5 separate regions of the Mus musculus genome follow, and all the other regions are linked to region 2. Evidence: chromatin loops called from intact Hi-C (ENCODE). Cell type or tissue: heart. All regions are shown on one strand. Links, peaks and the distances in the headings refer to the core of each region. The heading gives the core; the rest is flanking DNA.

What was found. Peaks named below come from ENCODE experiments on the same cell type or tissue, not always from the same donor. Only the 100,000 strongest peaks of a DNase experiment are listed, where the experiment ranks them.
Region 1: it touches region 2 in a loop (4-fold over the local background); 29 of 42 quality-filtered maps call a loop at or near these places.
Region 3: a loop joins it to region 2, with 5 times the contacts of the local background. A loop is called at or near these places in 31 of 42 quality-filtered maps.
Region 4: it touches region 2 in a loop (2.3-fold over the local background); 10 of 42 quality-filtered maps call a loop at or near these places.
Region 5: a loop joins it to region 2, with 5 times the contacts of the local background. A loop is called at or near these places in 12 of 42 quality-filtered maps.

The regions. Positions count from the first base shown.
Region 1 is chr9:107,673,689-107,679,628 of GRCm38, forward strand. Gnat1 (guanine nucleotide binding protein, alpha transducing 1) reads right to left here. Exons shown (of 9, transcript NM_008140.3): 1 at 5,755-5,940; 2 at 3,943-3,985; 3 at 3,686-3,827; 4 at 3,441-3,598; 5 at 3,205-3,333; 6 at 2,855-2,984; 7 at 2,508-2,661; 8 at 2,199-2,390; 9 at 749-1,895. The coding sequence starts at 5,860. The coding sequence ends at 2,200. Among named protein-coding and RNA genes, the nearest start is that of Gnat1, 3.0 kb to the right of the region's middle. In heart, for the core only: CTCF peaks have their summits at 2,483, 3,910 (motif pointing right) and 4,674 (motif pointing left); DNase peaks (open chromatin) are centred at 1,588, 2,743, 3,783, 4,643 and 1 weaker place; H3K4me3 peaks cover 1,279 bases; H3K27ac peaks cover 349 bases; H3K27me3 peaks cover 3,874 bases.
Region 2 is chr9:107,734,654-107,740,593 of GRCm38, forward strand. It overlaps Gm34605 (a long non-coding RNA gene), which reads left to right. Exons shown (of 3, transcript XR_001779306.1): 3 at 2,075-2,280. It overlaps Rbm5 (RNA binding motif protein 5), which reads right to left. Exons shown (of 25, transcript NM_148930.3): 25 at 5,842-5,940. Among named protein-coding and RNA genes, the nearest start is that of Gm34605, 7.7 kb to the left of the region's middle. In heart, for the core only: CTCF peaks have their summits at 3,572 (motif pointing left), 4,435 (motif pointing left) and 5,500 (motif pointing left); DNase peaks (open chromatin) are centred at 3,588 and 4,468; H3K4me3 peaks cover 1,134 bases; H3K27ac peaks cover 1,018 bases; H3K27me3 peaks cover 1,781 bases.
Region 3 is chr9:107,682,344-107,688,283 of GRCm38, forward strand. Sema3f (sema domain, immunoglobulin domain (Ig), short basic domain, secreted, (semaphorin) 3F) reads right to left here. Exons shown (of 18, transcript NM_001379496.1): 7 at 5,887-5,940; 8 at 5,606-5,745; 9 at 5,387-5,501; 10 at 5,147-5,216; 11 at 4,847-4,991; 12 at 2,982-3,204; 13 at 2,345-2,433; 14 at 2,207-2,248; 15 at 1,879-2,036; 16 at 1,630-1,697; 17 at 1,217-1,350; 18 at 1-496. The coding sequence ends at 86. Among named protein-coding and RNA genes, the nearest start is that of Gnat1, 5.7 kb to the left of the region's middle. In heart, for the core only: CTCF peaks have their summits at 3,074 (motif pointing right) and 4,247; DNase peaks (open chromatin) are centred at 429, 2,358, 3,108 and 3,408; H3K27ac peaks cover 1,152 bases.
Region 4 is chr9:107,599,167-107,605,106 of GRCm38, forward strand. Sema3b (sema domain, immunoglobulin domain (Ig), short basic domain, secreted, (semaphorin) 3B) reads right to left here. Exons shown (of 20, transcript NM_001042779.2): 4 at 5,803-5,940; 5 at 4,877-5,034; 6 at 4,641-4,703; 7 at 4,131-4,250; 8 at 3,956-4,049; 9 at 3,708-3,827; 10 at 2,794-2,939; 11 at 2,594-2,705; 12 at 2,418-2,487; 13 at 2,192-2,336; 14 at 1,662-1,881; 15 at 1,288-1,379; 16 at 1,164-1,205; 17 at 784-941; 3 more. The coding sequence starts at 5,911. Among named protein-coding and RNA genes, the nearest start is that of Lsmem2, 5.1 kb to the left of the region's middle. In heart, for the core only: CTCF peaks have their summits at 1,765 and 3,045 (motif pointing right); DNase peaks (open chromatin) are centred at 1,817, 2,363, 3,065 and 4,238; H3K4me3 peaks cover 302 bases; H3K27ac peaks cover 1,515 bases; H3K27me3 peaks cover 2,747 bases.
Region 5 is chr9:107,643,172-107,649,111 of GRCm38, forward strand. No RefSeq gene overlaps it. Among named protein-coding and RNA genes, the nearest start is that of Gnai2, 11 kb to the left of the region's middle. In heart, for the core only: CTCF peaks have their summits at 2,592 (motif pointing right) and 3,966; DNase peaks (open chromatin) are centred at 1,590, 2,160 and 2,570; H3K4me3 peaks cover 1,002 bases; H3K27ac peaks cover 1,388 bases.

The sequences.
Region 1 (5,940 bases), core at 435-5,434, 61 kb before region 2:
GTGTGTGTGTGTGTATGTGTGTGTGTCACTATGTAGCCCTGACTGGCCTGGAACTTGCTACTTAGACAGAGAGTCTCAAGCTCACACAGGTCCACCTGCCTCTGCTCTCTGAGTGCTGGGATTCAGATCATGAGCTAGTGCACCAGCCCCTGGCTGCCACTGCTGTTCTGGAGGTGATGAGTCTCCTTTGCCTCACCCTAATCCTAGCTACACTCACGTCCGAGCTTTGAGAGCTTCTTGTAAGTCCTCTCCTGGCATTTGGCCCTGTCCGCTGTCTTCCACCATCTTTTGTTTCTCTGCTTCGCTGAGCTCCTGTGCCCACAGTTCCAAGTGCTCAGCCAGCTCTTATGCATTCTATGATCTGTCAGATGAACATCTGTCTCACATGCCCTGGCACTAGGTGCCATCCAAGAGGCATGCCTATAATCCCAGCACTCAGAGGCAGGAAGATGGTGAGTTCAAAGCCAGCCTAGGCTACCCAGTAAGACCCTGTTTCATAAAACAAGTAAGCAAAAACTCCTTCTTGATCATAACCTGTCCCAGTAATGTTTTCCATATCCTTCAGCCTCTGTCTGACGCCATGAGTTGGATCCACTAATCCCCTCTGAGATCCCACAGCCCATGACAGGCTGGATCCTTTACCTTGGAAGAAGGTAATCTTCCTACATGACTGATGTCTAGTACTGGGAACCCTACATCACTGATGTCTAGTATTAGGACCTTAATAAATGTACAGGACACAGAATGGTTGAGTTTCCCCCGCCGACCCAAGGAAGGACAGCAGATCTGGTGCAAAGGTTTATTGCTGAGTCTGCAGCTAGCTAAGGGAGGGAGAGGTTGTGCCCTAGTCTTGCTGTCCAGAAGCATCTTGCCTCTTCCAGCAGCACTGGCTCTGGTCCACAGGCTTAAGCAAAGGTTGTAGAAGTGGCTGGGGGTTGGGGGACATTGTCTCTAATGGTTTAGGCCTGGTTTTCAGTTCTCCCTCCTAAGGAATGGGCCCTGAATCAGGAGGGACAACATGGTCACATGGAATTGCCTGTAACCTCACATGGGATATTCTTTGCCCATGGTTGATCAATAGGGGTTGGACTCTGCTCTGAGCCACCCCTCAGCATGGCTTCATTATTGGTCATAGCTATGTCAATAATACCCTCCTTCAATACAGCATACCTTGACCAGCCAGCCCTGAGTATTGTGTGTGGGTGGATGAGGTGTGGTGTGGAAGTGTCCAAGGACAGAGGGGCAAGACCCAGAGGGAGAAGGGACTGGAGAAACCCTGAGTCTGATGTTCGGGAATGGGTTTGGCTTGTGTCTTTCTTTCCCTGGCACCCACGTCAAAGTCACTCACTTCTCTATACGAGGCTTCAAAAACCAGAGCTTGGACTTTGGAGTCCTCAGGCTACTGGGAGGGACAGTCACTAACCACTGGGTGGACACGTGTTGGACTTGTCATATGCAGGTAGCAGGCTGGACCGGCCTACTGCTTGAGGGAGGGATACCTCAAGTCCTTCGTGGAAACTGGTGAGGGAGGGCTGTTTGTGGAATGGGGATCTGCTGGTGAGCTGCTGCTGCTGCTGGGGGTAGCAGAAGAGGCTGGAGACAGACGGGTCACTAGGGCACTGCTGAGTCACTGTGAGTTCCAGCTGTCCCAAGTCCTGAGGTGTCCTAGCTCAGGCTGGCTGCTGTAGGTCCAAGAGGCCAGTGCAGCCAGGCGGTGAAAAGCAGGGTCGAGTTGGGTACTTGGGGGAGGGTCTGCACTGCAAGCCTCATGCCTTTGGGTGTGTGGCTACAAGAGCAGCAGCTTGTGGAAAGGACGGTATTTGAGGGGACTACAGGGCTACAGGGCTGCAGGGCTACAGAATCTCAGGGCAAGAGACACACCTGAATTCAGGTACCTGTGAAGAGAAGAAGAAATGGAATCTCAGGCTCCTTGAACAGCAAAATAAATGGGATGGGGCGGGGATGGGGGCAGCCCTGGAATCAGTGCATCTGGAGGTTGGGAAGGGATGAAAAGATGTTGAGCTAATGAATAGGGGGAGGGGCTTCTGGTAATGGGTGGAACCTGAGAGCAGTGGGGCGGGGCTTAGGAGTGCGGCAGTCAGTCTGAAGCAGTGAACCTAATGAGGAACTAGGGGCAGGATTAGCGCCCTGAGATTAAGGCGAAGGATGGCGGAAAGTCTGGCTAGCTAGGACTCCACCTCAGAAGAGCCCGCAGTCTTTGAGGTTCTCCTTGATGATAATGTCGGTGACAGCGTCAAAGACAAACTTGACGTTCTGTGTGTCGGTAGCGCACGTCATGTGGGAATAGATCTCCTTCACATCACGTCGCATGTTAAGCTCCAGGAACTGCACTTTGATGTAGTTGCCGGCATCCTCGTAAGTGTTAGGTCCTGCGGCAGAAGAGCAGCATTCGCTCTGCGCGGGAAGACCTTCTCCCGCGGGAAGGCGCGCGCGGCGGGAATCGTGGGACTGGGGCACCGCCTGGCGGCCGGGCCTAGGGATCTCACCATCGTAGTCGGGGAAGCAGATGCTGAGGTGTGCCTTTTTTATCTTCTCGGAGAAAACGTCCTTCTTGTTGAGGAAGAGCACGATAGACGTTGTGGCGAAGTAGCGATGATTGCAGATGCTGTTGAACAGGTGCAGGCTCTCGTGCATTCGGTTCTGGGGAGGGGAGCGGCTGTTGGGCATCAGGCTACGCAAGCAGCTGCCCCTGGGTCTCTGCCCTCCCGACACCAACGGCTCCCAGACAGCTTCTGTTCCGTGAGTCTCACTGGCTCCCACCCCGCCCTCGTCCGCCCCCCTCCCCAGGGCTCCACCTCCCTTCTCAAACACTCAGGTCCCACTTGGCACTCACCACTTCGTCGTCCTCCACCAGCACCATGTCGTAAGCGCTCAGCGCAGCGATGAAAATGATGCACGTCACACCCTCAAAGCAGTGGATCCACTTTTTGCGCTCGGAACGCTGCCCGCCCACATCGAACATTCTGTCGGGTAGAGCCGGGTCCGGATTTAGATCGGTGTGTCTGGTCGGTCACCTGGATATGCCCACTGCCCCCCAACCCCACCCCCGTCCTCCTAAGCTAGCTGGAGAGCCCTCATCTCGCTTGGCATCTGAAATGACCAGCCTTTCTCCTGGCAAGGACCTTCACTCAAGACACTGACGTCCCAGTGAGTCCAGCTGTGCTCCTAGCGCAGGGGCCTTACCTGAAGTTGAGGTCCTTGAAGGAGAATTGAGTCTCGATAATACCAGTGGTTTTGACACGAGAACGCAACACGTCCTGCTCAGTGGGCACATATCCTGGAGTCACCAGACGCTCTAGGTCTGAGAGATAGCTGAAGAAGACCACCCGGTCCGAGTGGGTGAGTGGCGTGGGCGATCACACCCGCGGGGTCCTGCCTACTCACCTCCCCTGCCCTCCTGCATCTACATGTGTACTCACTAGCCGGCGGAGTCATTGAGCTGGTATTCTGAGGCTCGGTCAAAGCAAGCTTGGATACCCGAGTCCTTCCACAAGCGCTGAATGATGTCTGACATCTCCTTGGGCATTGTGCCTTCCTCAATAGTATCTGCCATGTGCATGAGCTTCCGGGCATCATCCTAGTGGTGGGGCAGGGTAGTGGTTGTGAATCTGAGCCTAGCTAGGTGCCATGAGCCTAACCATCATCAGCCTGCCTCCTGCCTCACCTGCCGGGCTGAATCTCCATACTGAATGTTGAGCGTGGTCATAGCCCGAACGATGGCCAGGATGGACTGCAGAGTGTTGCCGTAGATGATGGCAATGAACTCGAGGCATTCCTCCAGCGAATACCCGTCCTGGTGGATAATCCTGTAGCCAAGACCAGCAAAGTTAGAGCCACCTGGGCAAGTAGGGAAGGACAGGTTCTGATGTGCATGCACCCACCCACCACTAGGGGGCCTTAGGATGGGCAGGGAACACTCACTTCATCTGTTTGACAATAGTGCTCTTCCCGGATTCACCGGCACCTGAAAGGAAAGCTGTGCTTCAGAGCCGCACTTCTTTTGGATCAGAGCCCTGGGGTGCCAACTAGACCTCTAGATAGTCAAAGTATCATCATTGCCCTCATCTCTATTCAAAGTAAAGTCTTTAAGACCCCTGAAGAAAGCCGGGCGTGGTGGCGCACGCCTTTAATCCCAGCACTTGGAAGGCAGAGGCAGGCGAATTTCTGAGTTCGAGGTTTACAGAGTGAGTTCCAGGACAGCCAGGGCTATAACAGAGAAACCCTGTCTCGAAGAAAAAAAAAAAAAACCTGAAGAAAAATGGCTGTAAGTGACAAAAGGGACCTACATCAGTTAAGGGACCTCAACTGTGTCCAGTGGGAAGGAGGAGGCGTCCCAAAACTCTGTTGTGTAAAGAAAGTCGGGCTGGTGAGATGGCTCAGTGGGTAAGAGCACCCGACTGCTCTTCCGAAGGTCCAGAGTTCAAAATCCCAGCAACCACATGGTGGCTCACAACCATCTGTAACAAGATCTGACTCCCTCTTCTGGTGTGTCTGAAGACAGCTACAGTGTAGTTACATATAATAATAAATAAATCTTTAAAAAAAAAAAAAAAAAAGAAAGTCTTTAGTATGCTGCGAGATCAAAATAAGACCCTCTAGTGCCACCTTGTGGAGATTTTCAGTACCACATGCATAGGACTATCCGAATGGACCAGCCTCTGCTTTTCACCTGAAACTAGGGAGATGTCTCTGAGAGACTCAGAGGGAATTAGCATCCTTAGATGGGGGAGAGGACAGAGCCGATATCCTTTCTGAGCCTGCACTCCTTAAGGGTGTTGGATACAATTAATGGGATTTCCGGCTTAGCTTTGGCCTTTCTCTTGGGGCTCTGGCTTAGTACCTCTGGCTGCCCTTCTAAAGCAGCAACTTTCCCTTTGGGGTTAAGCAATGGTACCCGCATGTCCCCTCAATACCCACGGGATCATGAGGTTGGCTTTATTTATCCCATGTAGGCCTCAATATCTTTCCACTTCCTTTTTTCCTTTTGTGTAAGCCTGGCTATTCTGGAACTCACTCTGTAGACCAGGCTAGCCTCAGACTCAGAGAGTCACTTGTTCTTGCCTCCCAGTGCTGGGATTGAAGGCCTGCGCCACCACTGCCTGGCATCTTTCCACTTTTAAAAGCTGTCTCACAGGTCTACTGATGACCAAGTTCTGGCACCCAGTGCCTTTGTGGACCTGGGTGATCCTAGAGTTATTCTCAGACCTTATTCTCAAGAGAGAAAGAAAAGCCAAGAATACCTTGCTGAGCAGGCCTGGAAAACCCACAGCTATAGTCTGAGGGCAAAATGTGCCTGAACACACACATTCATACAATGGTGTTTGGTATACCCTTCTGCAGAGAAGAGTGTCCCCAGGGGCTGGAGAGATGGCTCAGTGGTTAAGAGCACTGACTGCTTTACCAGAGGTCCTGAGTTCAATTCCCAGCAACCACATGATGGCTCACAACCATCTTTAATGGGATCCGATGCCCTCTTATGGTGTGTCTAAGAGAGCGACAGTGTACTCACCTACATAAAATAAATCTTTTTTTTAAAAAAAAGGGTCCCAAGAAATTATCTTGGGATCCTTGCCTTGGGGACTATGACATCATCACCTGGCCTTGCCTGGGAATGGCTCCCACCACACTGTCATTCTTCCTCCGTCTAAGGAATCCCTGCTTCAAGGAGAGGCTGTTTGCCTAGCCTGACTGCCCGGCAGCTGTCCCCTCCCCATCGCTGGCCCACACCCCTACCCAGAAGCAGCAGTTTCACAGTGCGGGCATCCTTCTCAGCATCCTCTTTCAGCTTCTTCTCCAGCTCTCTGGAGTGCTTCTCCTCAGCGCTGGCCCCAGCCCCCATGGTCCCAGCAGCAGGCAAAGGGACAGGGTAGGCAGCCTCCCCGGCCTCCTCAGACGACCTTCTGGCCCCAAAGCCAACAA
Region 2 (5,940 bases), core at 537-5,536:
ATTCTGCTTATCTCTGCATAAATATTTATCAGGCTCCAGGGCCTAGAGCCTGCAGCTGGCTAGGAGAGGGGTGGGGAGCAGGGGGGCAGATGCTGTAGAAGGATCTCAAAGCCCTTTCCTAATGAGGGTGCTGGGAGGGGAGAGTGCGGCCCTGGAGCCTCTGGGGGAAGAGGACAGATGGACAGCGGGACAGAGGAAAGGAGAGCTTGGGTATAATCCAGCAAGCAGACCTTGTGTGTGTGTGTGTCCCCCCGCCCCCCGGAAAAACGGGGAAGGAGGCCAAAGAAACAAGGCTACTTGAGGCATGGTAGTCTTCTTAGACTGTCTTCCCATCTTGTGTTCCTCACACACAGTTGGCTCTTATCATCACCATCCTCCCGGGGTAACCTCATTCCCCACACAGTCCTGGGCCCCCGCACTGCCCAAATGTCCTGAGAGTGGTACTTCTGCACCATAGACTACCAGCCACAGTGCTCTCCAGAGCAATGTTTTTTCTAGATCCCAGTGTCTGCAGAGCTTATTGCCTTTGCTGTGGAGGGAATAGCGCCTGGTGCAAGCCTCTTACCTTTTCCCACCATCTCTCCCACCCCACACCCGCCTCCCAGAGCGCCCCAGGCCTTTCCCCCTTCTCAGCACCCTGCTCCCATCTTCCAAAAATGTCCCCCTAAGCTGCTGCCTTTCTCCACCCTCCAGATCTGGGCTCCCCCTTTTGCCCACATGAGCTTCTTTTCTCTTTAGTCACGGGCGCTGCAGACCTAGGTGAACCACGCAGACTGGCCACCTGGGGGAGGGGGTCTTGTCAGATCCTCAGCCTAGCTCTCCTGCGAGCCACCGGCACCCTGCCGCTGCCTCTCCTCATTGGCATGCTGGTGAGACCCACAGGTGGAATCAAAGCTCTCCGCAGCACAGAACCGAGCGGGGAGACAAAGACTCCCTCCCCGGCCTGGGGAAGAGGGGGACTATGGGTAGAGGGGGCATATTTTGGGGCCCAGTGTTTTCTTCTCAAACACTCCTAAAGATAAGGAGGACAGCCAGAGCCAATGAACACCCCGGTAAATAATGAGGGGACAGGGGGAAGGGACAGCCTCAGGCACAGCCTGGGGGGGAAGGCTCCCTCCCAAAGCCCAGAGCGCTCATTAGTGGAAGCCTACGGGGAGAGGCAGCTAAGTGGGTCAGCCCTCCTCCCCCAGCTGCCTGACAGGTGTGGGAGGGGAGGAGGCGTCTCAGCCTATTGTCCCTCTTGGAAGTCAGTTCTTTTCTGAGCCCCTGTCCTTTAACTCTCCCCTCTTCCTCAGCTCCTGCTCACCAAGCCCTCAGCCATGGTTCACCAGCTCCCCAACCCTGTCTTTCCTTCCTCATCTTTTTGCTCCTGTCCCCTATCATCTCCACCTCCTGACACTGTCCTTCAAAGGGCCACTACCTCCTCCCAGGGAGTCCTCCCTCCCTCCCTCCTTCTCTCCTCCCCATTTCCTGCCCCCACCCCTCTGAGCTTCTCGGGTACGCTAACACACCAACCGTGAATGTGGGGGGGCGGGGGTGGGGTGGCTCCGCCAGCCTCCCTAAGGCATCCTCCAGACTGAGCCACACCTGGGAGAAATTGAAATCTTAGACTCTTCCCCTACCCCCGCTAAAGAAGCAGACATCCCTGTCCGGGCCACGGAAGGCAGTAAAACAGCTCCGCTGGGGCCAGGTTGTGGGCTGTGCCAGATCAAGCATTCAGATTAAAGGAAGGAAGCCAAGCAGGGCATGTTGCAGGCTCCTAGCCAAAGCCTTTCTGCCCTGGTCCCCTCATGCCAACTGTCCTTGGGCATCCAATCTGGGGTCCCAAACGCCCTGTCTCCAGTGTCCCCACTCCAGTCACACTGATGGTCCCAGAGGATCTATGGAGTGGAGGAGAGAGGGAGGGGATTTCAAAGGTGGGTCTTTGTGCAGGACGTCTGGGTTCTACCTCCCATATATGGGTATATAGATGAGGGAGGGCAAGACACACAGCCTGTTAGCTAGTTACCCTTCCTTCCAGGTCTCAGCCAGGTTTAGACTATATCTTGATCAAGGATTTCCCTTTTCCATCCAGGCTGCCTTCTTCAGGTAAGAAATCTCTGCACCTGTCGGGCTGGTCCCAGGACAAGGGATAGATCGCAGATGAATATCTGCCACTCTTGCCACCAAGGGAAGAGCTGAACAACTTTCCTGGTCTTCACCAAGTTCCATGGCTGCTCCAGGTCACCGCAACCTGATTAGATCGAGTCTGGCTGCACAAGAGTTAATCTCAGCCTCCCACCCCCTTGCAGCAGCTGCAGATCTCTCCAGCTTCTCTTCCCAGCATCCTCTAGGTCTTGCTCTTTGTCTTTCTTCTCTCTCTCCCTGGGGCATTGAGGGTACATCTAAAGGCCCAGATCACTCCAGAATTGTAGAGTATGGTACCGAGGCCTGTCAGTTTCCACGGGCTGTGGACATGAGGGCCTGTCAGCTCTTCAGAGGGTCTGAGACTCTAGCTTTCAGCTTGCCAATCCTGTCACCATCCTACCCAGCAGGTAACCCTGAACCTGAGTTGATGGCCTCCGATCTTGAGGTTTGACAAGGTACCCAGGTTGGAATCAGGCTTCAGCTTCCCCAGCAGTCACCTCCACTTAGACAAAGGGTAAAGAAAGGCCCGTGGGCCTCCCTAGCTCCCATTTGAGAGCTCTAGTAACTCCCCATGGAAGGTGGAGCTACAAGCTTCAGGTCTGATGTGAACGACGTCTGAGTCAATAATTATGCATATACACGAGGCAGAAATGCATTTTATCGACCCAAGAACTTCTTTACCTGGGTAGGAAAGGATTGCTCGGAGACTGGAGCAGCCACAGTATACAGGGCCATCCTGGTCCTTGCTCCACAGCCCCAGAGCTAGGTGCTGTGGCTGTGGCACTACCTTTTTCTTCTATCTTTTTAGAGAAAGGGGCTCATTCTGTAACCTTGGCTGGCCTGGATCTCACTATCTAGACCAGGCTGATCTGTAACTTAGAGAAATCCACCGACCTCTGCTTCCCAAATGCTGGGATTAAAGGTGCATGGCACCTTGCCAGGTGACAATGTTATAAAAAGATTTTTAATTATGTGTATGTGTATGAGTCTGTGTGGGTGAGTGAAGATGCCCACGGAGATCAGAGGGGTCAGATCCCCTGGAGCTAGAGTTAGAGGTAGTTGTCAACAGCCCAAAGTAGGTGCTGTACAGGAGCCGCACGCATTCCCAATCATCTACTGAGCCATCTCTCCAGCACCCCCCACCCCCTTTTTAGTCAAGGCCAAAGGCCTCACTATGTAGCTCAGGTTGACCTTGAACTTATAAGTCCTACAGAGTAACTCCCAAGTGCTAGGATTATACACTATATTGCAGACATCTTTGTAGCTAATGAAGCTTTGGAGGACCCCTGAGCAGGTCACAGCCTTGACGACAAAGTACTTTATGGTCGGAGTTTAGCAGTATTTCCCTGTCTTCAGCTTAGGAAGAAGTGTGCATTTCTAGTGCCTCAGGTCTCTGGCTTACTACTGCTCAACAGGCCTGGGCAGATGATGGAGTGCTGCCACCTTGTGGCCACATTCGGCATTGTGTTCTCAACAACTGGGTCTCCTGAGAGCAACCTCCCCCTCAATCACTCCACCTGTCCCTTAGGGCATTCACCCCTCCGGAATAGGGGTGGCTGGACCTCGGCACCCTTGAGATCCCCCAGCCAGACTTTGCATGCCTGGAGAGCTTAGCTCAGGCCTGGCTACTCATCTGGGCTTTGAAACTTGTTTGATGCACAGCCATGGCAGCTGCTCCTGGATGGTCCTCAAAGCCCTGTAGCAGCTGTCCCAGCCAAGGGCAGTCTGGACTCACAAACCCTGGAGGCTTCCTGCAGGTCAGCCTAGGCTGATGGGGAATTTGCATTACCTCAGCAGCACACACCTTCTCAAACCCAATCAAAGATGTTTAGGAGGAAAGGCACCCCATAGGCTGGCTAAACTACTGACAGTGGGGTTGAAAGCAGGAGAGTATCTGCGCCCTTAGGACTTCAGCCTTAGTTATCAGGGGTGAGAGCTATACAGTGCCAGGGTGCCTCAAACCCAATCTTGTGTGAGACCTGATCCCCAAGTCTGTAAAATTAAACAAAACAGGTTCAGATGCATGGTAGCAAGCGTGGCTGAAGAACAATGTGAAAGGCTTCCCCTGACAAGCAGTGTAAGGACTCAAGTACTCCTGTAGGTGTGCTGCAGAGTCAATCTAAGGTTTGAGATGGCTGAGGGCGGGCTGCCTTCTGCAGGGCAGACACTATCATCCAAGCTTTGGCGAGCCCACTGCAGGTAATTAGGAGCTTCCAGAGCCTATCCTACCTGTACTCACCTGAAGTCATCCATGCTGGCTGTCAGGTGCAGCTAATTAGGTTGCTATGACTGCTGCTCAGGTGGTAAAGTCACTGCCCTCCCCCTAGAGGCTTCTGGAGGTAGGACTGGCTGGTCGTCCCCAGGGCAGACACTTGTCCAGCTGACACATCCAGTGCCCAAGCATAGGGAATGCGTGGCCTCATCTCTGAGTGGTTGCCATGTATGCCCACACTTGGGAGGTTTACATTTGGTCTCGCTTTGCCGAGCAAAGCTGCAACACACCTCTCCAGGGAACTACTCAGCTGGCGGGGACTGGCCAATTTAAAGTCCTTCCTATTGTACATCCCAACTGTGTAAAGTCCATGCCTGCCTGAACAGAGGCTACCTTCACTGACAATAGCAAATCAGTGGGGTTTAAAGCAATTTCACATTGGCTGTTAAAGCACCCATCTGAGTTGGACACCCACTTTGTGCCTAGCTGCAGTGGTACACCCATAGTTCTTGCACTTGAGAGGATCTTTGTGAGTTCAAGTCCAGCCTAGTCTTACATAGGGAGTTCCAGGAAAGCCAGGGCTATATAAACTGCTCCCTCTTCCCTGGTAACAACCTGGAGAGACAGATCAACAATTAAGCACTGGTTGCTCTTATAGAAAATCTGAATTTGATTCCCAATACCCGCATGAGGGCTCTCAGGGGATCTGCCATTACTTCTGGTACACAGATACCGACATGCAGACATAAGAATGACATTTCTCATGCACTAGGCCTTAAGATCAATTACCATTGCATTTAAGTCTTTTTGCCCTAGTGTTACGGATAGAAGCCCCATACACGTACGTACACAGCCATTCCGCCTGCAGGCGAGGAGTGCTGGGGTGTGGACACCTCCATTCCAGCAAAGGACGAGGTTTTAGCTGAACCACTGTCAAGACAAGGAGGACCATACCCATAAATGAAGCACTCTGGAGGCTGAGACATGAAGACCCCAAGTTCAAGGCTAGCCTGGGTTACAGAGTGAGACAGAATAAACAAGGGCTGGAGCTGGCTCAGTGGTTCAGAGAACTCACACTTGATTCCCAACACCCACACGGCAGTTCCTAACTTCAGTTAACACCCTCTTGTGGCTTCTGTGGGCACTAACTGAATACACATAGATCTAAAATTGTTTTTTAAAAAGTGAAGAGCAAAAACAAAGGGAGGTTCTATTTTGATGAGCAGTAACCTAGTCATGTACTCTCTGCCCTGGCAGGTCCGGAACCTGAATACCGGGACAGAAGCAGTCAGTCCTAGCCATGCTTAGGAACTGGGAGTAGAGGGAGTCAAAAGATTACCACAAGTACCAAACCAGTCTAGGCTACATAAAGAGTCTCTTAAGGCTAGCTTAGGTTTTATAACTCATCTTTAAAAAAAAAAAAAAACAAAACAAAGAAAAACCACAGATCCAACTGGCTCAACAGCCTTTACCACCCATTCTCTCAATAAAGACACAGGAAACCCAGTTTTGAAGGTATTTCTTTTGTAAAGGAGCCAGACGTGGCAGCTAGACTGAAAATCTTCCAAAATTCTGTACAAATGTATAATATACAAATATAC
Region 3 (5,940 bases), core at 329-5,328, 53 kb before region 2:
AGATATTTTTATATATATATATATCTTTTATATTAAAAGGGATGAGGGGCTAGGCTGGTCCTATGCAGGCCTCCAGCAGCTGGCCTCATGTGTCCGGAGGGTGGTGGCGGCGGTTCCTCGGCTTTTTCTGGTCCTGGAGTTCAGGAGGCCTAAGTGCTCCTGGCGCCTCCCTGGGTCTGGGGGGCACGTGGCGCCAGTAACCCTGGCAGTACTGATGGATGAGGCCCACTTCCGGCTGGGCTAGGAGCTGGGCCAGCTCCTGGTAAGGAGGCGTTGGAGGGCCTGTGCCAGGAGGTGGAGGGACGCTCACAGCCAGTGGGGGGAAGAGGGCAGCATGGACGGCATCCCGGCCCAGTACATGCAGCTGCACCCGCGTGACGATGTGCTTGAAGTTGTTCTCAGTGGCCGTGCAGGAGTAGAGGCCGCGGTCACCAAGCTGCAGGGCGCGAAGCAACAGCCCCTGCTCTGTACGCAGGAAGCGGTCCTCTGCGCGAATCTGCAGGGGCAGGGGGTGGGGCTCAGGGGTTGGGTCACCACTCCAAGGCCCTAGCCAGCTTCCAGGTGAGACCACCACGTTTGTGACCATTCCAAGTAGAGACACCCACGTGGCATTTTCATATTCCAAGAAGAGAAAAATAGCCCCAGGTACTGTTTGTACGTGAGAGGGATATGAATAAGGTATCCACAAATATTCCCACTTTCAGGAAGGATGATGACCCGGGGGTTGGGGTTGGGGGGGCGGTGGGCGTGGTTTCTGAACAATGAATGAGAAAATTTTGGAGCGCACACAGAATTTCCATTTAATGAGAATACCCAATTGCGACACCCGCATAGCATTTCCACGGGAAGAGGAACACGGGGAGGGCTTTCCCAGAAAATATCCACAGAATTTCCATATACTGGAGCTCACCCACGTGATGTTCCAAACAAGAAGGTATAACCCCGACAGAGTACAGATACGGAATTTTTTGTTCTTTTGGGTTTCTCTGGGTAGCCCTGGTGGGGTGCTCCTGGAACTTGCTCTGTAGACCAGACTGGCCTTGAACTCAAGAGATCCGCCTGCCTTTGCCTCCCCAGTGCTGGGCTGCCCCAGGCTGGCCACACTAGTACATTTCTCTCTCAAGGACTCACCGCTGTAAAAGAACTCCCATATCCACGGTGCAGCATAGCCCCTGGGGGTGGGGGTGGGGGGTGGGGAAAGGACACAGGAACTCACCTCACGGCGCCGATCACTGGGATCTCGCTGGAACAGCCACTTGACAGTGGCTTGAGGTGAGCGGGGCTGACACTCAAGGAAAGCTGCGCTGCCGGCCACTCCGTACTGCACAGACTCTACGGCATTCTTGTTTGCTGTGGATCAAGAGGACCCTGAGTGGAAGCAGCGCTGCTCCCAGGCCGTCTGCTCAGTAGGGAGAGGCAGACAGCAAGGGGCACCCACACACCAAACAGGACCACATCGCTGGGTGACTCTCCATTGAGGTGGCTTCCTAATCCCAGACCTAAGGCCACCCATCCTGCCACCCAGGGCACCATACGCAAGTCTGGACTCTGAGGGTGTCTGCGGGCTTTGGGCGCATTGGACTCTAAAACACGAGAAGCCGCTACAGGAGGTGCCATGGGCTTACTTACCATTGGAATTGAAACCACGGCACTGTCTGATAGGGTTCCCGTGGCGGACATCTTGCCGGCGACTCCGCCTGGATGAGGGTTAACTCCTAAAGGAGTGCTCTTGGGAGGCTCCTGGACCCCCAAGACTCTAGAACAGGGTCCTGTGCCCCAGGGCAGCTGTGTCCCCAACTCTCAACCCCCACCTCAGCCTTATCTCCCTCCAACCTCCCAGGGCTTTGGATAGAATCCCGAGGTTCTGGCGGTCTGTACCTCTTGGAGGATGCTGTGTAGCGAGAGCAGGCCTGGCCATCCCAGGCACAGTAGGGATCGCGGGCAAGGCAGCAGTCGGCACAGGCAGCTCCATAGGCCTGGCAGCGGTGCAGGCTCAGGTGTGTGACACCCACGGCTGAGGCCACATACAGTTGTTGCTGGGAGCAGGAGCAGGAGCAGGAGGAGTCAGTTCTCTCCTCACAGACAGCCCTGTCAGCAGCCAGTTGGGCTGGATTCCTTTTCTGACTCCTAGCCCTTATGCCAAGGGCATGACCCCAACGGGACACAGGCTCCAACCTCACTCCAGCCCACACTGCCAAGGACTCACCCTCTTGGAAGAGATGGTCATGGTCTTAACAGGTGCTGGTTCCTAGAAGAAAGCAAGGGGTCAGCGTCGGCTCCTGAGGAGTCTAAGGTCAAGGATGGGACCGGAGAGGGTCACCGAGGCGTGGGCGGGACCACCTACCTTGAAGACCTCCACTTCCTCTAGCATCAGCTCTTCCACCTCCTGGTCGTCCTTGGGCAGCACGATGACCTTCTGCACTGTCCCGCGGTCTGGAACGGGCCGGGCAGGACCTCAGTGGGGCTGAGGATGCTGGGGAAGGGGCAAAGCCTCAGCCCCTTCCCCACCAAAGCCCCATCTCCTCTAGGGCATTGGAGCGGGGCTTCCATGCTGAGGTTCAAGAACCTCCCTTGGACGGAGGGGAGAGTTGTTGGGGGACGGGAACAGGACAAAGGGGCTCACAGCCGGGGTCTGCCTCTGCACCCAGACTCTCAATTTGGGCCCTACCAAGAACAGAAAACGGGCAGCTGAATTGGATGTTGCTATGATTTTGAAGGTGTGTTTAAGTAAGCACGCATGCATGCGTTGTGTATGTGTGTATACGGGCAAACAGTTAGAGCCCTGTATCCTAAGTTATTTTAAAGTCCTGATATAGGGTGGGCCCCTCAAAATGGGAAAAGAGATGGTAGTTTTCCCATTCCTAGCTTTGGCTATTCTGGCCAAGGAGGGCAACCCCTAGCTGGGCAGGCTCTGGCCTCAGGATCAGCTCCTCCCATCCAGTGGGCCCAATGTGGGAGTGTCTGAGAGCAGCAGTGGGTACCTGTGCCCAGGAAAAGCACCTCATAGCGTCCATCAGCTGCATCCACCTGGTCCACAGCGACAGTGGTGAGGCGGTAGGGAGCGCCTGTACGGACCACCAGGGGTCGCCGCTGGAGCGGGTAGACGGCCTGGTACATGAGCGGATGAGTGCGCATGAAGTTGATCACTTCATCAGGGTAGTCCTTAGTGGACTTCATCGAGGGCGTGAAGGTTCCACCAGGGCACTGCAGGCAAATAACGAGTGTCAGTCCTAGGCTGCCCACGTGGGGCATGTGCACCCGTTAGCTGAGGAGAAGTGTCCATACTGTCTCTTCAACATCCACCTGCTTCTCTCCAAACCCTTTCCTGCTTTCTGTCCTCCCCACAGATCTATGCTGTCACACGCCATGACCTTGTGGCAGCATCTGCCTGAGCTGACCACTCCCTTCCCATGTTCTCATCTCCACCCAGCTGTCTCCTTCCTCTCTGGCTGTCCCTCTGGCTGGCTCACTGCTCTTTCCTGTGCAGTGGGGCCAGAGGCCTCAAGATCTATGCTCTCCCCTTCCCCCTGATGCTGTCCCTACTGCCCTGGGCTCAGCCTGTCAGCCTTTCAATTCCAACTTCATTCTTGAAGGAAGCCTCCCCAGACCCCTTCAAAGACCAACCTCCCCATGCTGGCATGGAGCCCACGGTCACATCAGCCACACACTCAGGCCACACGTTCGGGCTCCTGTGGCAGGCCCAGGCCATACCCAGATAAAGTGAGCCAGCACTCAAGGCTGCAGAATGAGCACAGCCTGGCCCTGCCCACTCCTCATCTCCTTTCCTGCTGTTAGCCGGCCAATCTGACTTCAGCCTACCTCCAGCTTTGCTGCGAGGATCCTTCCCACTAACCTTCACCTCCCCAGAAGCTGGAGTGACTTCCATGGATTAGCAAACTACTCCTGGCCTCTCATCTACATCACTACAGACGGCCTCTCATCTGTCTCTAGATCCTGGGAGGCTGCTTTCTTTACAGCCTGATGTATGTTGTGTAAATAATAGTTCTCTTTCTTCTTCTTCTTCTTCTTTTGCCTTTTGTTTTTTGAGCAGGATCTTTCTACATAGCCCTGGCTGTTCTAGAACTCATTGTGTAGACCAGACTGGCTTGAAATCACAGAGATCCACCTGCTGCCGCCTCCTGAGTGCTGGGATTAAAGGAATCTGCTACCATGGCCAGCTGTGAGTAGTAGTTTTCTAAGTATCGTGTGTTTCACTGGACCTGTTGACTGGAGGTTCATTATAGTGGAGCCCATGTCTACAGAGGGCAGCCTTGAGTAGGCCTCTTAAAAACAAAGGAGAGGGGCTGGGGAGATGGCTTAGCAGATAAGAGCACTGGCTAGTTAGTTCCCAGCAGCCCACACAGAGGCTCACAACCTCTGTAACTCCAGGGCATCCAATGTCCTCTTGTGGGCTCTGCAGGAGCTAAGTGTGCATGTGTCTATACATGCCAAACACCCATACACAAACCAAACAAACAGACAACAACAAAACAAAAAAACAGAGGATATGACTTTAATCCCAGCACTTGAGAGGTAGAAGCAGGCGGACCTCTGTGGATTTGAGCCCAGCCTGATCTACATAGGGAGTTCCAGGACAGCCAGAGATACAGTGAGGTCTTGTCTCAAGATAGAAAACAAGAGGGAGAAGGAGAAGGGGGAGAGGGAGGGGGAGGAGGAGGAGGAGAAAGAGGAGGAAGAAGAGAAGGAAGGGAAGGGAAGGGAAGGGAAGGGAAGGGAAGGGAAGGGAAGGGAAGGGAAGGGAAGGGAAGGGAAGGGAAGGGAAGGGAAGGGAAGGAAAGGGAAGGGAGAAGGGAGGAAAGAAGAAGAGAAAGAGAGGGGTACGTACTGTGCCAGGCCGAGGATAGGGCATCTTTCCTGAGAAGGGCATCCATTGATAGTTGGGGCCCTCCTTGTGAGCAAAAGGCCCATTGAAGACCATGCGGATATCAGCCATGGAGTAGACACACACTGCAGACCCTCGGAACACAGAGCTGTGTGCAAACAGGTTACTTCTATGGCTGGGGCAGACCCTGGGCCCACGGTTCTCCCCATCTCAAGGCTACTCCACAGCTCACAACCACACCAGGGTCTTCCACAAACCATAACCCCCAAATCCTTCCACTGTTTACCCTAACTCCAGCCTTACCCTGAAGAGGTAAAGACAGCATAAATGACTGGGTTCCTGACGTCCTGGGTCTGCTGGACAAACACATCCTCTGAAAAAGGGGAGAAGGTATTGGGGACACTGCTGCCTTAGGGAGGAGTCTCATGGACCCGTCCACTCCTGCCTTCTGAAGGAGGCCCCCTAAAGGCCCCCTGACCTCTGATCCAGCCTCCACCCCTCCTGCTGCAGCCACAGGACCCTGCCGGCTTGTTGAACACTCACGGAGTTCGTCGAAGTGGGTCTCAATACCATCCTCGCCTGGCACGGAGCAGACGAGCCGAGCCTTCAGGAATGTGCTCCACTTGTTGACCAGGCAGCAATGGCCACCGTCATCGTTCTGGGGGTGGGGGCAGAAAGCCAGATTAGATCAGTTCATTCACCGCCCCCAAGACCAGCTGGGGTAGGTCTGGGGTGTGGCAGCAGAGCCTTTTAGACACTTACGAGGCAGATGCGCCCGATGCGGGCATACACAGCAGGGTTCTGTGGCGCCTCTGCCGAGCGCTCTCGGAAGAAGAAGTAGAGTTTATCGTCATTGCGCTCTGCACTGTCAGGGATGAGCTCAGCATGTATGAAGGAAGGATCTGGAAGGGGGGGGAGGTGGTTAGGAGATGGCAGCATGAACCTGCCCCAAGTTAGTCACAGGTTTAAACTCTCCCCGAGGCGTGCAGGTCTTGGCACATCCGGCCACACTTCCCACTCAGGTCTTTGCAGGTGGAGCTCACCATTGAGCCACCGGGAGTTGTACTGATCTGTGCGCATGGCTGTCTGCTTCCCCA
Region 4 (5,940 bases), core at 694-5,693, 140 kb before region 2:
AGCCAGCACCTGTGTGTGAGGGAAGGGACAGAAACAAGGATCATTGGAAGCCAAAGGTGGACAAGGAAAATGGGTGCTGGCATTGACTCACTTTAAAGGGTATGTGAACTTAGCCTTCGGAGGATGAGTCCATCTAGGTGAGTGGGGGATTGGGTAGACTAGAAACCTCAGTGCGCGCGTGGGGGGTTGAGGGCTTTCTCTCTCCAGATGGTAGAGGGTGGGTCAGGAGTCTAGGTGGGCACAGTTGGGGCATCACTAGGTTGTGGAGCTAAGGACAGTAGAGGATGAGACAAACTATGATAAGGGAATCTGACTCACTGAACGGTATGAGGTACAGGCCAAAGGCCTCCTTAGGCAGGGCATAGCTTCTCTTAAATGGGCCTGGTTAGGAAGGGTGGAGCAAGGCACACCTGGGTGTGAGCTGCCTCCCCTGCACCTTGGAAGGTCCACTGCACATGCGCCTGGAGCGAGCGGGGCTCACACTCCAGAAACGCGCTGCCGCTCTCCACACCCAACACCTTCTTCTCCAGCAGCACAGAGTGAGAAGAGTCTTGAGACAAAAGATGTAAAAGTTCAGACAAGGCTTGGGTGTGGCAATTTCAAGGGCCGAGGACAGAAGCTGATTGGGGTACTCACCTCCAGAGCATAGGGTGCTGGGGTCGCCATTCCTTATGTCTTGCCTCCGGAACCGTCTGAGGGAGGCATTAAAACCTATGAGCCCTTCTCTGCTGGTAGCAGAGACTCCCTTCCCAGTAGCCCAATCCAGACTCCAAACCAACCCACCTCTTGGCCGTAGGCTGGAAGCGTGTGCAAGCTGATCCATCCCAGGCGCAGTAAGGATCACGGGCCAAGCAGCATTCTGCGCAGGCGCGGCCTAGGGCAGTGCAGCGATGCAAAGCAATCTGGGCCACTGCGCTGCGCGATGCTATGTAGAGTTGTTGCTAGAGGGCACAAGAGTCTCCAGTCTGATGGAGGACAGCCCTTACCTGGTTCCCTTCAGTCAGATAGCCTTTCCCCCTCTGGACAGGTGGGAACACTGAGGTTCGCATTGTCTAGCAAAGAGAAGCTAGACCTGAAACTCGGGGCTTTGAAAACCAAGGAGAAGCTAGACAGCTGGGGGGCTGTGGGACAGGGTCACTTCTTCCCCAAGTTGAGTTACTCACCCTTTTAGAGGAGATTTGCATGCTGGTGATAGCGGCAGAGTCCTGAAAGGGAGGCGGGGCAAGCGGATCAGGGCGTAGTGGCTTCAGGTGATATGTCCTAGGGTGACTAAGGATGAGGCCTTACCTCGAACACCTGCAGCTCTTCCAGGAGAAGTCCTTCAGAATTAGGTCGGCTGCCTTTGGGGACTGAGATCACTTTCAGCACTGTGCCCACATCTGAAGAAATGAAAAGAAAGAGACTGTTGGTTTTCCCTAACAAGCTGTGTGTGTGTCTGTGTGTGTGTATGCGCATGCGTGCCCTGTCTCCACCATCATCATGATTGGGTCATGAAAAAGTAACAGTTATGGGTTGAAACAATGACCAGAGCCTCCAGAAAGTGGGGCCACAGCCCAGGCAAAGATGTAGATATTAGACTTATCAGGGACAACTGCTACCTCCCGGCCAAGGAACCTGGAGGGGACTCTCTGTCCTATGGGCCATTGTGATGAGACCCTGACCTGTACCAATGAAGAGAACATCGTAGTGTCCATCGGCAGCTGCTACTCGGTCTGCGGCGATTTGGGTGAAGGTGTACCCAGCTCCCACTTGTAGGAAGAGAGGGCGCCCCCCCATGGGCAGGACTGGGTTGTACATGAGAGGGTGGTTCCGAGCAAACTGGATAACGTCATCTGGGAAGTCCTTGGTGGAGCTGAAGGTGCCAAAGGTCTTGCTGGGGCACTAGAAGGCAAGGTGCGTCAGGCAGAGATACAGGGTTTTGTGGTCAGCCCTCCGTTCAAAGCCTCTGGGATCGTGAAAGGTAAGATGTGACAAGGACCCTAAGTATCTATCTGAGCCTTTCCTTGGCGAACCTCAGGCTCTGAGGGGCACAGCTCTATCTTTTATGATGGTGACATTTCCCCACCCTTCCAAAAGGACGGAATCACACTGCACCCTCACCCCCAGCAAAACTCCCAGGGCCGGGCTGAGTCAAATTCTCCACCCTTGAGACTTTGAAGTGGATTACTGCAAGCGGTCCCTAGCAACGCACCATGCCAGGTCTTGGGTAGGGGACACGACCCTGGTAGGACACCCACTGGTGTGTAGGCCCCTCTTTGTGAGCAAAAGGTCCCAAGAAGGCTCGGCGCACATCGTTCATGCTGTACACGCACACAGCAGAGCCCTGGAAGACACCACTGCAGGCAATGGAGAGAGCAGAGTGAGGAACCCCGGCAAACTCAACTGGCTGCCCAAGGGAACTGCTTCCTGCCCCTCACCTGGAGGTGGAGAAGACAGCATAGAGAAGAGGTGTCTGGCGGTCTCGGGAGGACAGAAGGAAAACATCCTCTGCAGGGAAAGACAAGGGTGGTGGGGCAATGCTCACACACCTCAGGCTCCTGGACTCTTCACCCCGACTCCTCCCCTGATGTTACCCCTCATTCAAGACACTCACGAAGTTGGTCAAAGTGGGTGTCACCCTCAACTCCAGGTACTGAGCACACAAGCCGCGCCTTCAGAAATGTGGTCCATTTGTTGACCAAGCTCCGCTGGCCACCCAGGTCATTCTGCTCACAGGATCAGAAGGGATGAGAGCAAGACCATCGCAGGCAAAGGGTCAGGGGCAAAGGTAGAATTGGCCTAGTGTCTCCTTACCCTGCAGATCTGGCCAACACGAGACACAGACATGCGCCCCATTGCTGGTGCTGCTTCCACAGCGGACTCGCGGAAGAAGAAATAGATTTTATCGTCATCAGGGTTCTCACTCTCTGGGATCCAAAAGACCTTGACAAACTTGGGTTCTAGCAAAACAGGAGGCACGGTATCAGCGGGCCTGGTCCTGGTCCATGACAAGGATCTCACAACCAGAGCCTCCAAGACCCACCCTATGATCGGCATCTGCAAGGCAAGAAGCAGCCACGAGGGGGCAGTAGAGACCATAGCTACGAGCGCAAGCGGGCTGCTCCTCTCCCCTTTACAGGGCTTTCTGACCATGCCACACTTCCTTAATTTGCCAGGAAAAGAGGGAGATCGGGTATCTGTTTTCACCTTCATTCACAAATCTTCCTCCCTAGCAGATCAAATACTCCCTGTTCCTGTTTCGGTTTCTCATGCTGTCCCATGCTAAAGGACTCCAGCCCTTGAGAGTCTGAGTTTCCTATCAATGCTAGTTGCTTGAGCCTTATCTTTGCTGGTTTTTTGCCTCAGGGCCTTTGCGCTCATCATTTCCCTTACCTAGAATGCTCATCCAGTTCTGTTGGCTGGCTTTCTTGTGTTCTGGAAGCTATTAATAACCCACAGCCCCTCCCAACAATAGCTTCCCTTATTCAACCCAGACACCTTTTTCCTTTTCTGTTCTTTCATCTTGCACGGCCACTGGCATGTACCTCAGCATATCCTGGCTCCAAGACCCATGGGCTCAAAGACTCCTGCCTGCCTCTGCCTCTGTGCCTCTGGCTCAGGGATTATAGTAGATACATGGAGAGACTTCAATGTGGCTCCCTCATTCTGTGGCACCTTCCCTATCGGAGGAGGGCAGCCCCCTCCCAGGGTCCCCACCAGTGTCTCACCATTGAGCCAGCGGGAATCATGGGGCTCTGTTCGGAGACTCGGATTCTGACCAAGGCTTCGAAAGATGGTAAAGTCCCGGCCCATAAGGTCTGCTGTCACCCCAGAATACAGTTCTTCCCCTGCAGACAGGACAAAGGGGTACTCAGCCAGCTATGAGCTCTGGGGGGGGGGTGCTCCTGGGACACGTGAAGTTCTAGAACTTCTAAAGGGTTCTAGAGTTCTATTGGGTGCCAGCCTTTGGACTCACCCACCAGCACCGAGGCAGCCCGATGCCTTGGGTCATAAGGAGTCTTCCCCTTGCCGTCCTCAAGTTTCCTCCGGTCCAGTTGAAGCATGGGTTCCTGGGGGCAGGGCAGGGGAGTTGTTAATGTCAGGTCCTTTGTCACCCTTCCCATCTCTCCACTGTTTAGTCCTGGTCTTACCTCCAGCCGGTGGCCCACCTCCACAAAGGCACAGGTTGGGTGGAAAGCCCCTGTGCCACAGGCCAGCAAGTGGGTGTGGTTGTAGGTGTGCAGCAGCTTCACGAAGTTCATGCACTCGGTCTGGTGGGCAGGTGGGGCGGGTGCAGTCAGGCTTTCCCCAGGGAGGCAGCCCGAAGGAGTTGCAGGTCACTAGGGGCATCCCCATCCTGTCTCTCTTCTGCATCAGCCCAGGGAAGTACTAACATGAGTTACAGGGACCTGAGTGGCCTTCGTGACAATCTACCTTCACAGGGTAACTACATGAGGAAGTATAGATACACACAGCTCCCCCTGTGACTCAGAGCCCCCCCCCAAGAAGAATCATATAAGCTCCCACCCTGAGTCACTGCCTTATCTGCCTTGACCTCCCTGCCCCTACCCCAGCCATAACAGGCTAGCCTCTCTCTCAGCCCTGGGATGGGGGGGCCCAACTCTCTTCTGCACACTCCCCTTCGAGTAGCCCACACTCACACCAATGTCCTTCCCTGCCCAGTTGCATTCTTCACGCCATTCCACGGGGGCGGGCCAGGCCAGCTATGGGGAGGGAACACAGGTTAGGGATTTGGGGCGCTCTTTATTTTGGGGGTTTCTCTATTCAGTTGCCCACCCCTTGGAGATTCTCTAGAGTCTAGACAGACTGGATTGGGACCCTAAGGCTTTTTCCTGAGCCAGCACTGACGCTGAGTAAGGTTAGGGGTCCCGGGCACCTTCTTGGCTCGCTTGCTGATGTTGTCCAGGCTGAGGGAAGCCACGTGGTTCTCAGCACCCACAAACAGGCGTCCACGCTCCTCATCCACCAGCAAGGCTTCATAACAGCAGGTCCGCTCCAGCCTGAAGGTTCGGACACCATGCCGGGCCTGTAATTCTGCAGGGAGAGATACTTCTCAGTACGTAACAGTGCCAGGAACTTCCTCAAGGCCCTGCCTGGTCGTCTATCTGCAGACCAAGGTTATTTGTGTGACCCAAGACACACACATGGACACGTAGGTGGATGTGAGCTTACACATATGAAGACTGGCCCACCCGGGTGCATGTACAGAGTCACAGGGTGGGTGGTGCATGCCCCCCGGAAAGGGGAAAACAGGTTTGGGAAAACATGTGTAGGCAAGTGGGCTGGCATGCTGGAAGGCAGGCTTATGGACAGCAGGGTTCTAGGAGAGGCAAAAGGAAGACAACTGACAGGACAGAATCCATCCCTAAAATGTCAGGCTGGGGGTCCCTTCCCTGTCATCCTACCGCTAGCTTGGATTTAGCAGAATTGACCAGCAAATGCCACTCTGTGCCCAGGGACCACCCCTGTGTGCAAGGAGTATAAGAAAGGGGCTCTGACAGTCCCCAAACCTGGACTTAACTACTGAAGAGTCATGGAATGCTTTGGGATGGGGGGGGGGGGGATGAGTCGGAGGCAGGGACTGTTGCTATGGAGACAGTAGGGGTCCTCCTTGGGAAAACATGAGCAGAATGTGGGCAGAGAGGTTGGGGGCTGAGGCTAGGACAGGGTTAACTGGAGATGGCCCAAGAAAACCCACAACCCAACAAGTAGTGAGGATGCGCATACTGGCACCAGCAAGTCTTTCCATATCGGGCCCTTTTCCTGTTCAAGCCGGCCCCTCCATCTGCCAGGTGCACCTACCTTGAAAGGAGAGCCGAAGGCGGGGAAGGTTAGGGGCAGTATCCCCTAGCCCTGCTACCCAGAGAAGGGCCAGGCCTGGGATCATGGCGGCGGCCTCAGCCCGCCCCATGCCGGCAGCTCAGGGCGCTCAGGGTTCAG
Region 5 (5,940 bases), core at 591-5,590, 91 kb before region 2:
ACATAAATGTAGGCAAAACATCAATGCACATGAAAAAAAAAAATCTAAGTTGGGCACCATAGCACACACCTTTAATCCCAGTACTTGGGGGGTAGAGGCAGGCAGACCTCTGAGTTTGAGGCCAGCCTGGTCTACAAATGAGTTCCAGGACAGCCAAAGCTACTTAGTGAGACCCTGTTTCAAAAAAAACAAAACAAAACAAAACAAAAAGAGGAATTATTTATGTGAGGGTTTGCCTACATGCATGCATGTATCTAAAGGTCAGAAAAGGGTGTAGGATTCCCTGAAACTGGAGCTACAAAAATGTGGGTGCTGGCGACCAAACCCCAGTCCTCTTGAAGACTAGCCAGTGCTTTTAGTCACTGAGCCATCTCTCCTGCCCCTCCGTCTAACATTTTAAAATGATCGTGCGTATGTATAAAAATATCTTCATGTAAGTACATGTATGTGAATATAGGTGCCCTCAGAGGTCAGAAGAGGGTGTCAGTTCCCCCACGAGCTGGAGTTAATGGCATTTGTGAGTTGCCCAACCTGGGTGCTGGGAACTGAACTCTGTTATCTGCAAGAAGCAGCAAGTGCTCTAAACTGATGAGAAATCTCTCCGGCTCCCAAATCTAATATTTTAAAGATCTCTCTGGCTTCTATGAAAAATATAGCCTACTGACAAGAAGGAAGGCCGGGAGGCAGGGAGTAGCCATCAAAGGAGGGTGTTGTAGTGAAGCCGGTCCCACAGGGCTGTGCGGTGTCTCCTAGGAAAAGAAGGCTTAGGTGTGTGTATACAAATACATTAAGAAGCTGTTTTTTTTCTGCTTCCTCCAGCCGGCCTGGGATTGGTTGGTCTCCCTTTTAGCCTTCCCCGAAGGCTTAGCCTTTTCTCCAAATATAGGCAGTTCATTACAAAGAAAAACCTTTTAAGGCTGGGCGTGGTGGCTATTGCTTTAGTTTCAGCGTTTAGGAAGCAGAAGCAGGCAGATCTCTGTAAAGTCGAGGCTAGCCTGGTCTATATAATGAGTTCCAGGCTAGTAGGGGCTACATGGTAAGATCTGGTCTTAAACGAACAAACAAATTATTGTAGATAATGTGTGTGGTGGATAATGAAAGACAGCTTTGTGGAGTCGGTCCCCGCACTCTATCTTTAAGTTTAAAGATATCCTTAAGGTTTCAGGGATTTAACTCAGACGTCAGGTTTGCACCCGTGGGCCTTAACCGATTGAGCCATGTAGTCGGCCCAAGAACACTTCTAAAGTCCCCATAATGGTGTTTTCACCTTTCTGCACCCCTTCATCTACAGGAAGTATTTCTGCCAGCCTGACAGAGTCCACCGGAGTATTTCACTCTGTTAAAAGCTGGGGGCTGCTCAGGCATGGATCATAGAACTGCGCGATGAACACCCACAATGGGGTACCGCTTGTCTTCAGACTTTGCATCATAAGTCCCCGTTGGCGACATCCTAAGTTCTCTCATTGCATCCCCACAAAACCAAGCTCCCGGCCGAGTTGAAGCCGGAAGTGGTCTCCTGGAGAGCTGCCCGCCTCTTCCGGGATCGCTAGGCCACAGCGCGCGACTTCAGAGGCTTCCTCCGCGGAGGAGCGGCGCCCCCTGGCGGGCACAGAGCGATACGGCTCAGCAACCGTGGCGGCCGGGCTTCTCATCTTCCTCTCTCTATAGTCTTCACTTGCCTTCGGCTACCACTTGTGGCTTCTTCCACCTTCCTGGTCTTCTTGTTTCTTGCCTTGGGCTCTAGTCTCCCCTCCGCGGAAGCGTCGGTACGTGGCCGTTGAAGCCTAGTTCCACAGAGCAGCCCTTGTTTGGCATCTTCTTGCTTGCCCCGCACCCTATTGCTCTCCTCTTCTCTTGCCTGGTACCAGAATCCATCCATCCATCCAAGCCGGCGTTCCTTGTAGCCATTATTAGCTGGTCCTTAGAACGCCTCCAGTGACAACTCTCTTTCCTGGTGCTTCTTACACTCTGTTTAGGACTCTCCCTCTCTTTCTGTTTTTACTTCACAATTGAGATCGGAGATTAGAAAGTGATTTATGTAGTTCTCCACTGGATATCTTGCCTGCTTCCTGAAGACCAAGGCTTGGGGTGGGTCAAAGTGTCCAGCCCGAGACGTGCGCTGTGGGTGTTGGAATGCACTGTGGAGTTTGACCCTAAAGTCAATGGGTAGGATAAGGACAGAAACTGAGTTCTACCTGAAGGCGCTCAGTGGGACTGGGTTGAAAGCAATCCATCCCCACCAAGTGAGAGAGGGGATCTGGGTATTGGTTGAGAATATAGCTGAATTCTCAATTGGTAGAGGGCTTTGTAGCATGCGTGAAAAACCCGTCCCTGGCACTACATAAACTGGACAGGATACCGAATGAGAATGTGTGTGATCCTAGCATCTGGTAGATGGAGGCTCGGAGAAAGGGTCTCATGCAAGGTTAGCTAGCAAGTGGATCCAGACTGGATCCCTGTGGTATTTACCTGCCCACACTACCCAAGTGGAGATGCAAGCCTGGGATCAATCAGCTCTTTCACCCTTTTCAGCCAGCTTTTTTCTTCGTGTATTATCTGGGTCCCCGCACAAGCTTGACTCTGGCTATTGACCACCAGAGGGCAGCAGAGGCCGCCAGCTGAAAGTTTGGGGGCCTCAGTGCTCACGGCTCAGGCTGAGCAGGCTGGCTGTGCTTGGGTTTGAGATGTAAAGGCCTTGGGTTTGTTGTTTGTTTGTTTGTTTGTTTGTTTGTTTGTTTGTAGGTTTGCCTAGGACTCCCTGTGTGAACTATACTTACTACCTTGAACTTGTGTCTATCTTCCCGTCTCCGATTAGGATTGGAAATTTACCACTGCCTCACCTAGCTCTTGTGAGGGTTTTGTTTTTTGTTTTGGTTTTGTTTTGGTTTTGGTTTGGTTTTTCAAGACAGGGTTTCTCTGTGTAGCTCTGTCTGTCCTGGAACTCACTTTGTACACCAGGCTGGCTTCAAACTCAGAAATCCACCTGCCTCTGCCTCTGCCTCCCAAGTGCTGGGATTAAAGGCGTGCACCATCCCCCCCCTCTTGTGAGGTTTTGAAAGCAGGTTTCTCTCTCTCTCTCTCTCTCTCCCTATCTCTCTCTCTCTCTCTCTCTCTCTCTCTCTCTCTCTCTCTCTCTCTCTCACACACACACACACACACACACACGCTCTGTTTGTGCAGGTTCCTATAGAAGTCAGAAAAGGTGTCAGATGCCTGCAACCAGAGTCTCAAGTGGCGGTGGTGAATCACCAGGTGTAGGTGCTAGGAACTAGACTCAGGTTTTCTGGAAGAGCAGCCAGTGCTCCTTCCTACCTGCTGGGCCTTCTCCAGCTCTCTCTCTCTCCAAAAGCAATGTTATCTTTCAGATTTTTGTTGTTGTCGTTGTTCAGGGCTTTTCTTTCTAAGTCATTCACTGGTAATCAAGTCTCACAGCTACAAGTTGTTTGAAAGAAAGGCGTTTGCTTAGAGTTTACACTGAGATCAGAGCAAACTCCTGCATGTGTCCTCTAGCGTCTTGCCACATGTCCCTTACTGTACTGGGCTCATCTGGGGCTCGGTGTGTGCTGGCTTCCATACTTGTCAGGGGGTCCCCAGTCACACCACACTCTCTGATTCCCAGCTGTCACTGTCCCCCTTCTTTTACTGTCTTTCAGCTCAGTTCCTCCACATCCTTCTACCTAACTCCAGCCCATCCCCCAGCCAAGCTTCTGTCTCTAGTTTCCTTTCAGCAGTGAATTCTGGTCTGTTTTTCTTTCTTCCTTTTTTTTTCCATTTCATTTTATGTTTTAAACTTTAAAAAAAAATGTGTATAAACGCATACGTGCAAGTGCCATGAAGGACAGAGGCTTGGGAACTCTCTGAAGCTGGAGTTTGAGGCTGTTGTGGGCCCGCTGATGTAGATGCTGGGAATCAGTTTGGGTTCTCTGGAAGAGCAGTACAGATGTTAAACCTCTGAGTCATTTCTCAGTTCAGCCACTAGGGCAATCTATGTAACACTTATATTTACTAGCTAAAAAAAAAAAAAAAAAAGGTGTGTACATCTTTAATCTTTAATCCTAGGACTAGAGAGTCAGAGGCAGGTGGATGCGTATGAGTTCAAGGTCAGCCTGGTCAAAAGAGAGTGTTTTAGTCTAATTAAAGTTACATATCAGGGGCTGGTGAGATGGCTCAGTGTGTAAGAGCACCGGACTGCTCTTCCGAAGGTCCAGAGTTCAAATCCCAGCAACCACATGGTGGCTCACAACCATGTGTAAGGAGCTCTGATGCCCTCTTCTGGTGTGTCTGAAGACAGCTACAGTGTACTTACATATAATAAATAAATAAATCTTTTAAAAAAAAGTTACATATCAGAGGCTAGGCGATGGTGGCGCACGCCTTTAATCCCAGCACTTGGGAGGCAGAGGCAGGCGGATTTCTGAGTTCGAGGCCAGCCTGGTCTACAAAGTGAGTTCCAGGACAGCCAGGGTTACACAGAGAAACCCTGTCTCGAAAAACAAAACCAACCAATCAAACAAACAAGCAAAAAGTTTGGCAGATGGGAGATCTTGTCTCAAAAGATTGGGAGACAGGGAGAGGTTGGAGAGATGGCTCAGTGGTTAAGAGCACTGGTTGCTCTTCCAGAGGACCTGAGTTCAATTCCCAGCAACCACAGGGTGTCTCACAACCATCTGTAATGGGATATGATGCCCTCTTCTGTCATGCAGGCATACATGCAAATAGAGCACTCAATGCATAAATAAATAAATCTTAAATATATATATATATATATATATATATATATATATATATATATATATATCATCTGTTTTTTAAAAATGACCATCCAAAAACATAAAGCAAAACAACAACAAAAAACCCCCAAAAATCAAAACAAAAGAAAACTTAAAACTCTTTGAGTCCCACTGAATCAGATCTCACTCCTCTTACATTTCAGGGCCCAGAGCACCTCCCCTCCAGTGCCCACTGGACACATCTATTTCCATCTGCTTCATCCAGACTCAGCTCAGTGACCTCCAGGCTGTCCCTCCTATTCTCAGGCATATGAGGATCTCAAGCCTTTCTATTGGCTGGCCCTGCTCACTACAGAATTTCTGAACTTAATTTTTTTTTATTGTTGTTGTTTTGATTGTCAAAACAGGGTTTCTCTGTGTGGCCCTGAGTGGCCTGCAACGTACGCTGTAGATCAGGCTGGCCTGGAACTCACAGAGATCCACCTGCCTCTGCCTCCTGCCTGAGGTCTGGGACTGAAAAGTGTGTGCCATGATGTCCTGCTCATACTAAGTATCTTCTAACAAGTGAGATAACTGTGTTCATTACTAATGCCTCTCTGCTAAAGGTGCCTTTATCCATGGTCACTGTCATTTAAGAGTGTTTGGCATGTAGAAAAGTCTCCATAAAAATTTGAGGATGGGGCTGGAGAGATGGCTCAGTGGTTAAGAGCAGTGTCTGCTCTTCCAGAGGTCCTGAGTTCAATTCCCAGGAACCACATGGTGGCTCACAACCATCTGTAATGAGATCTGATGCCCTCTTCTGGTGTGTCTGAAGACAGCTACAGTGAACTCATATAAATAAAATAAATATGTATCTTTTAAAAAAATTGTGATGACAGTGATATAGCTTGGTATTTGACCCTGTGCCTACCCTGTGTGAGTCCTTGGGTTTATCCCCAGCACCCTCCCCAGAAATGGGACTGAAGATCTAGCTCTTTTGTAGAGCACTTGCCTAACATACGTAAGACTCTGGGGTCAATATCCAACACCACAATAGCAAAGCAAAACCTTGGGGAATGAATGGGTGAGTCACTCTCCAGGAATGTACACATGGGCGAGCAGAGGTGGGCAAAGCTGGCTGCTGGGCAGGGACTCTATGTAGTCCTCAGACTCAGGGTCTTCCTGCCCTAGCCTCCAGAATGCTAAGCATGTCGTCTCATTTCTATGACAA